Regions from separate parts of the Homo sapiens genome. Here region 2 is linked to region 1. Evidence: chromatin contacts called from ENCODE Hi-C or POLR2A ChIA-PET data. All regions are on one chromosome and are shown on one strand. The core of a region is the stretch at or near the end of the contact, and the rest is flanking DNA. Distances in the headings are between cores, read along the strand shown. Region 1 overlaps SCUBE1 (signal peptide, CUB domain and EGF like domain containing 1). Region 2 overlaps LOC105373053 (a long non-coding RNA gene).

Evidence for each region. Hi-C counts contacts between places; a loop is a spot of excess contacts on that map. ChIA-PET counts read pairs that join two places held with the same protein, here RNA polymerase II (POLR2A). Pooled maps may share reads with other maps.
Region 2: a loop to region 1 is called in a pooled map, with 1.8 times the contacts of the local background. The contact joins two enhancer-like sites. A Hi-C loop is called at or near these places in 1 of 168 maps with a recorded cell type or tissue (endodermal cell) and 2 of 50 pooled maps. POLR2A ChIA-PET finds 5 or more read pairs at or near these places in 2 of 52 experiments (MCF 10A and PC-9).

The regions. Positions count from the first base shown.
Region 1 is chr22:43,291,578-43,295,281 of GRCh38, reverse strand. All of the region lies in intron 3 of SCUBE1 (signal peptide, CUB domain and EGF like domain containing 1), which reads left to right. Among named protein-coding and RNA genes, the nearest start is that of SCUBE1-AS1, 17 kb to the right of the region's middle. RefSeq lists enhancers at 1,245-1,539, 1,600-2,117. Within about 2 kb of position 1,906, at least 9 of the 41 ENCODE cell types and tissues checked have a DNase peak (open chromatin) inside an H3K27ac peak, as active enhancers do.
Region 2 is chr22:43,376,351-43,380,054 of GRCh38, reverse strand. All of the region lies in intron 3 of LOC105373053 (a long non-coding RNA gene), which reads left to right. Among named protein-coding and RNA genes, the nearest start is that of LINC01639, 22 kb to the left of the region's middle. Within about 2 kb of position 1,924, at least 6 of the 41 ENCODE cell types and tissues checked have a DNase peak (open chromatin) inside an H3K27ac peak, as active enhancers do.

The DNA.
Region 1 (3,704 bases), core at 657-3,156:
AAGCCGGGGTGGAGTGAATTATGCTGGGCACCAGAAAGACTACACGGAGGAGGAGGCTGAGCACTGGGCTTTGGAGAGGTGGGCATGGAGGGGCCAGGGAGGTTTGTAAGCATCAGCACCTGGGAACCTTCGTCACTACCGCCATCGGACTTGAAGGGTCGTCATTCACAGCTGAATCCTGCGGGAGGAGAGGGAGGGCTTTGGATTCATGGGGCTTCCAGTTCTCTTTCTGCCTCTTTTAGAGCTTTGAGGAAATCTCTCTCCATCTCCAGGCCCCAGTTTTCTCACCTGAGAATCAGGGATAATAAGAATAATGCCCCCGGTGTGGAGCTGTTGTGTGGATTTATTAAGATAATGCCTGAGCTGGGGCCTCGCTGGCAGCAATTGCCGTTATTTATGGTAGTGAGGCTGGCAACCCCGCCCAGCCTCAACGCTCACCTCTGTGTGAGGGCTTGGGGGTGGGCTGGGATTCTCACACGGGGCCAGCCACACAGGACCCATCCATGCACTGACAGTCAGTTCCACGGGGCAGAGAAGGAGGAGGGCTGCACACACCACAGGCATTCCAGGAGGACTTCCTGGAGGACGCAGTCTGCAATCCCTCAAGCTCTGGGAGCACTTCCCAGGGATAAGGCCTGGGCATCGCCCACAGGCTACAGGGCAAGACAGGGGCAGAACTCAGGGAGCCTGACTCCCAGGTGTGGGTTCCCCTTTTCCATGAGGACACCTCTCATAATAGAGTGTGCCAAATGCTGGGGGACCATGGGGCGGTGTGTGCTGGGCTCACAGCACCTCTTGGAGAGGGCCAAAGTACTGTTTCTCATAGTGCCCTGCCAGGCCTGGCCAGGGCCTCCAAGTGAGCCCAGTCTGTCCTGGGCTCATGGGCGGCATCTCACAGACCCAGCTGCTGCAGTTGGATGCTCTTCAGACCTCAGTGTGGGGCCCACTTGAAGTGCTGGAGACACAGGGGTGCAAGAGGCGTGTGTGGGGCCTCAGGCCCTTCCCTAGAGATGCTGGTCATGGCCTCAAGCCACCCAAGAGATTTGGCAGCCATGATTTCCTCCCCTCCTCGGGGGCCGGGGGTGAGGCCTGTTTGGACCGCAGTGGGAAAAGGGTGCAGAGGGGCAGCCCCCTCTTCCCACCTGCTTCATCTCAGGACTTTATCACTTGGGAGTGGGGACAAGACATGTTTACATGGCCCTGCATTTGTTTCCCATTATTCATCAGCACTGGCGAGTCATTGTTCCCTAGTAGAGTAAACAGCCCTGTCCCAAGGCCCAGCCGCCCTGCCAGGTCACTGAGGGTTTGTAGATGCCTTACGTCAACCGCCCTTTGCTTCAAGCTTTCAGTGAGGTGAGGAGTGGCCAGGCCAGATGGCTGCAGATGGGCGGCGCCAGGGAGCTTCCTCGTGACAGGGATGAGGTAGCATTTCTGCACTGGGAACTCAGCATTTGAGAGTCTGTGTCTGTTTGGTTTGCTTTACAGTCGGACCTTTAATAGGGCTGGGGAAGCCAAGGCGCAGAGCAGGGAATCTGAGAACCATGAGAAGGAAGGTAACAACCGTGACATGAGAGGGGTCCGAACTGAGTCCCAGGGACAGCTGCCCATGTCCAGGTCCCATTGTTAAGTGTATGCCAGCACAGTTCTCTACAGGGTCTTATAGGCCCAGAGATGGGACTAACCCCAGGAATGCTGGGTCCTTCCCGATGCTCCTCACGGCAAGCTGCATCTGGGGCTGACGTGCACGTGCTCAAGTTGACACTGGACTCCAGCTCGTGTGAGGAGCAGCCGGCTCTTCGCAGCATTGGTCTGAGCACATGCGCTGACGCAGCCAGCTTAGCCTGGGGCCAAAGGCGCGTGTTCTGCAGCCAGACCGCAGGGCTGGGTCCCGCCTTCACTCTGGTGTGCTGTGTCACTCTACTCAAGCTACTCCAGCTCCCGGAGCCTCCGTGTCCTCATCTGTAAAATGGGGTCAATAACATGACCTGTCACCCAGGTAGCTGTGAGGATCGCGTGGGCCTGCGCCTAACACATAATAAACACTCACAGATGTTTGCTTTGTGTTGTTAGCAGGATGAGTAGGACACGGGGCCTGGCTTGGTGCTTTTCATGGTCCAGTGCAGGCTGGAGACAGACCCCAGGGGCAGACATGGCTGAGGCTTGGAGGGGAGGGAGGCGACCACTCGCCACCCCTAGGGGCTGCGCCCAGCAAAGGTGGCATGGGCACTGGGCCCCTAGGGGGTCCTAAGCAAGGCTTTGTTGAATGGAGAAAGGTGCTGAGGATAGTCCCTCTCCCTCCTCCCCAGGCTTCCCCAGTCAGAATGGTGCGATCACCTGGCTCCTCTCAGCGAGGGCCACTTCTACCATTTTAGCTGTAACCACTGGCGGCTTTTAGAGTTCAGAGCTCTGCCTGCCTCCTCTGACTGCCCACACGGCTGACATTTGAGCTTGCCAAAGAATAATGGCCTCGCTGTCGGCCTCAAAGGCAGCCGTGTGGTGTCTTAGGTGGTAAAGTGGTCTGTCGTCCATGAGTCTAAATAGGACCTGGCTCAAATCGCTCCACAGCCAAGTCCTCTCCCAGTTCAGTGCAGGTCACCAACTCTTTACCTTTTCACATCCTTTTGGTTCCAATAGTAAAAGATGTCTATGTTAAAAAGAAGTGTATCAAAAGCTCAACACCGAAGAGTGTGTGTGTGTGTGTGTGTGTGTGTGTGTGTGTGTGTGTTAGGGACCGGGGATTGGCTAGAAGCAGCCAGTAGCTCACGCCGCCTTTGTGGTTTTATATATTTGCCTATTAAAATGACAATACAGACATGGAACATTAAGGTTTAAGAAGCCCTTCTTTCATTAAACAAACTGACAGAGCAGGGGGTTATGACTCTGGTAATTGAAACACGCTGTTGTGCTCAAGACCAGAACTCCATAAAGACTGTTTTCAGCCAATAGCGCCCTTTGTGCCAGCGGCCTCTGGTCAGAAATGAGTGTCGGCCCTGAGGTCTGCCTCTCCCCGAGAGTGGGAAAGACCACTTGGCAGCCTTCCACAGCCATCTTGGCAGCCGGAGGTCAGGGCCTTTTCTTAATAAAAACCTCCTCATTCTCGGAGTTTTTGAAATCAGTTGCAGGGCACAGAGCCTTGGGGCACTGTGCTGTGCTCCAGCCTGTTATCGTGTTGTGCTGCTGATGGTAAACCTGAGCTGAGTCAAGAGACGGGGCTCGTGGGGTTGCAGCTGGCAAAGCTCCATGTGTTGGGGACAGCTGCTGCAGGCTGCTGTGTCTTCCTAGAGTGGGGGGTCTGGCGACGTCACTGAGAGCTGAGGTTTCAGGGTCAGACCACCGGGTTTGAATCCTGCCTCTGCCACTTACCATACGTAGGACTTTAGACAAGTGACTTTGCCCCTCCGCACCTAAGTTTCCTCATCTATAAAATGGACTGGTACCTGGATCTGACTTACAGGGTTGCTGTGAGAATTAAAGGAATTAATACAGGTAAGATGCTTAGAACAGTGCTGGGCACTCAGACAGCACTGTTGAGTTGGAGTGAGCTAGCATCATAGCCACTGGACTCTTTCCAGGACTTGCTCTCGGGAGTACCACCGTGCAGCATCACCATGGAGTCCCGCTGTACCAGTATAGCACAGCACGATGGAGGCCCACCATGCCACTGTAGCGCAGCGCCATGGGAGCCCACCGTACCACTGTAGTGC
Region 2 (3,704 bases), core at 675-3,174, 85 kb before region 1:
GCTGTAAATGATCCTTTAGAGTTTTTTTGTTTGTTTGCTTGTCTTGTTTTGTTTTGGGGGGCTTTTGTTTGTTTGTTTGTTTTTGAGGCGTAGTTTCACTCTTGTTGCCCAGGCTGGAGTGCAATGGGGTGATCTCGGCTCACTGCAACCTCCGCCACATGAGTTCAAGTGATTCTCCTGCCTCAGTCTTCCCAGTAGCTGGGATTATAAGTGCCCACCGCCATGCCAGGCTAATTTTTGTATTTTTAGTAGAGACAGTGTTTCACCATGTTGGCCAGGATGGCCTTGGACTCCTGACCTCAGGTGATCTGCCCACCTCGGCCTCCCAAAGTGCTGGGATTACAGGTGTGAGCCACGGCGCCTAGCCAGATGCTTTCAACATCTCTTTTTCTCTGATGTTCCATAGTTTTCTTGGGATGTATGTAAATGTGAATTTCTTTTTATTTATCTTGCTTGGGATTCACTGGGCTTCCTGGATCTGAGATTTGTTATGTATAATTTCACAAAAGTATCAGCCATTACCTCTTCGTGTATTGCCCGTTCTCCTATTCTGTTAGCTCCTTCTAGAACTCTAAATACACGTACATTAGGCCCTGCCACTTAATTTTTCTGGATAATTCCTTTGGTTCTACTAGCTTATTAAACCTCTCTTTGGCTGTGTGTAATCTGCTGCTCGCTCTGCTCATTTCAAATTTCAAATGCTACATTTTTCACTTCTGTACATTTTATTTGATTCTTTTTCAAATCTGGTTGTTCCTTTTTTTTTTTTTTTTTTTTTTTTTTTTTTAGATGGAGTCTTCCTCTGTCTCCCAGGCTGGAGTGCAAATGGCACGATCTCGGCTCACTGCAACCTCTGCCTCCCGGGTTCAAGCCATTCTCCTGCCTCAGCCTCCCAAGTAGCTGGGATTACAGGCACATGCCTTCACACCCAGCTAATTTTTGTATTTTTAGTAGAGACAGAGTTTTACCATGTTGACCAGGCTGGTCTCAAACTCCTGACCTCAAGTGATCCACCCACCTCAGCCTCCCAAAGTGTTGGGGTTACGGGCGTGAGCCACCGCGCTCAGCCCTGGTTGTTCCTTATGCTCTCTTATTCCCTGAACTTCAATTTTAATTGTTTGAAAACATAAAACTAGTTATTTTAAGTGTATATTCTGCCTGTGATCATTTCAAATCTGAAAGCTCTAAGGTTCCACTTGTACTGTCTCTTGTTTCTGCTGGTTCTCTTATCTTCCTTGTGAAGTTTATTAATTTTCACTGGGAGCTGCTCATTTTCTTGGGGACTTTGTGGACATTTCTATAAGGCTGAGATTGTAGCTGAATTCCTCGAGGAAGGTTTAAGGTTTGCTTCTGCAAGCTGACTGCGGGTACTATCAAGCAGGGGCCAGTTTCAATTTTCAACTTGAGTTTTTTTAAACCACACAAGTAGCAGGAATTCAAACTGAAAATCACGTGAGGGCCAGCTTGTGGTTACAGATTCTCAGTGGAGATATGTTTCTCTCAACCCAATGTCAAGGTCAGGGCAGGCAGGCTTCCTTTCTGTTCTCCTCTGCGGGGTGAGATTTGCTTTTCATTCTTTCTGACACTCTAGACATAGACCTTTTGGACTCAGGCTTTGAAGAGGTCTCCTATTACAGCCCCCCTTGGGGGAAGCCCAGACTTTATCTCCTGTCCCTTGCACCTCACACAGCTATGGAAACACAGGCTCCAAGTCTCCAAGGCGTCTACCTTTGCTTCATGTTGGAGATCCGTAACTTTCTTGCTTTCATGCTAACTCAGCAATGTGTAAAAAAAAAAACAAAGATTAAAACAATATTTTATCCAGCATTTTGGTTATAATCAGGGGAGTGATTAAAGGTATCGAATCTGGCAGAGTGCCAGAAACAGAAGCTCTCTCTCTCTCTCTCTGAGAACTTTCCAGAGTGTGCCTTGGCCGTGAGCCCATGCTTTTCTTTTAACACACACAAGAGCATATTCACAGATGTATCTGTGGGTTGCTGTTGCTGTTGTTGCAGTGTGTCCTCTTACATGGGCTTTTCAAGGGCCAGGAGGAAGGGAAAGTTAGGGGCTCTCAACCTTGATGTGGACATGAAACAATGAAGACTCTGGAGAAATGTATGGAGAAAGTTGAATAATGGAGTGATGGCTGTTATATGCGTGCAGCATATTTGCACGTCACCCGTTGTTAATCACAGCTTCCCCTCTGTACCGGGGAATGCATTTCAACCAGGATATGGTCACAGAAAGCTTCAAAACTGACCTGCAAAAAAAAAGTTTTCGTGCCACAAAATGAAAATGCTTCTTGCCAGTTGGAATCACACCAACCAAAGCTGGGCCTGTGGATCTTAGCAGCCCTAACCAGAAGGCCCAACCGACGGGCGTCAAGAGCCTGGCAGGGAAAGCGCTGGACTGTCTGATGGAGCGTGCATGCTTCAACCCTCATCTTTCTTAAAATGGAAGCAATCCCGGTCCCTAAATATACATGGGTCTTTCAAAACCTTGCTCCTTCTCCCACCTACCTTCACACTTCTGACTCAAGGGGGAAAAATAGCCCTCCAGCAATTCATCTCCTTCACGGGCTGCCGGCAAGCTTATAATTTTTTTTCACAGCTGAGTTATTTCTGATCTATGTCCTGGCAAAAAGAAATATAGAGCAACAGTGGCTGGGAGACGTTTGGAAGCTGTGCCAAGCCAAACAGTGTCTAAAAGTCTACATTTGAGCCGCCAACCTTGGGAAAGTGTGTTTTAACTCTACAAAAAAAAAAAAAAAAAAAAAAAAAAAAAACACACACCAAAAACCTTAAAACACTCGTGATGTAAAACGAACTTAAAATGAGGGTCAGAAAGGAACTCTCATGAGTTATAACGGGAGGCAGCCCCCCAGCCCCTGAACGTGTGGTCTCACATACCCCTTCTGAAGGCATCAGAAGAACCACAAAGCATTGCAGCTCAGCAGGTCCCAGAGGCCCCTGGGGACAGCGAAGCTTGGAGGTGACAGACAAGCTTGTGAACCTCACCACACTGCGGTTGACGCCTTCTTCACCTCTTAGCCGGGTGCTCCTGGGCAATGCATTTGACCTGAGCCTTCAGTTGCTGAACTGTAAAACTGATGCTAGAAAACCCACCTTGTGAGGTCAACACAGCAATCAGATAAAATTATATAGGCAATCACACATAATCACAGTGCTTAGAGAGTGCTAGTGCTTACTAAGTGCTCACGATGACAAATGCCGCGTTTGTATTGTTGTACTGATGCTTAGTAGATGATAATGATAATGATGAGGTTGATGATGATAAAGGAGGAGGAGTAGAAGAAATTGAATCTGAGAGAGAGAGAGAGAGACATGATTAAAGTAATTTTAGGCCAGGAGCACTGGCTCATGCCTGTAATCCCAGAAATTTGGGAGGCTGAGGTGTGAGGATCGCTGGAGCCCAGGGGTTCAAGACCACCCTGGGTAACATGGCAAAACCCCGTCTCTACAAAAAATACAAAAATTATCAGGGCCTGATGGTGTGCACCTGTAGTCCCAGCTACTCCGGAGGCTGAGGTAGGAGGATTGCTTGAGCCCAGGAGGTCAAGATTGCAGTGAGCTGCGATTGTGCCATTGCACTCCAGCCTGGACAACAGAGTGAGATCCTGTCTCAAAAAAATAAAAAATAACATGATTTTTAAAAAACAGTCAGTGGCAGACACAGGATTATAG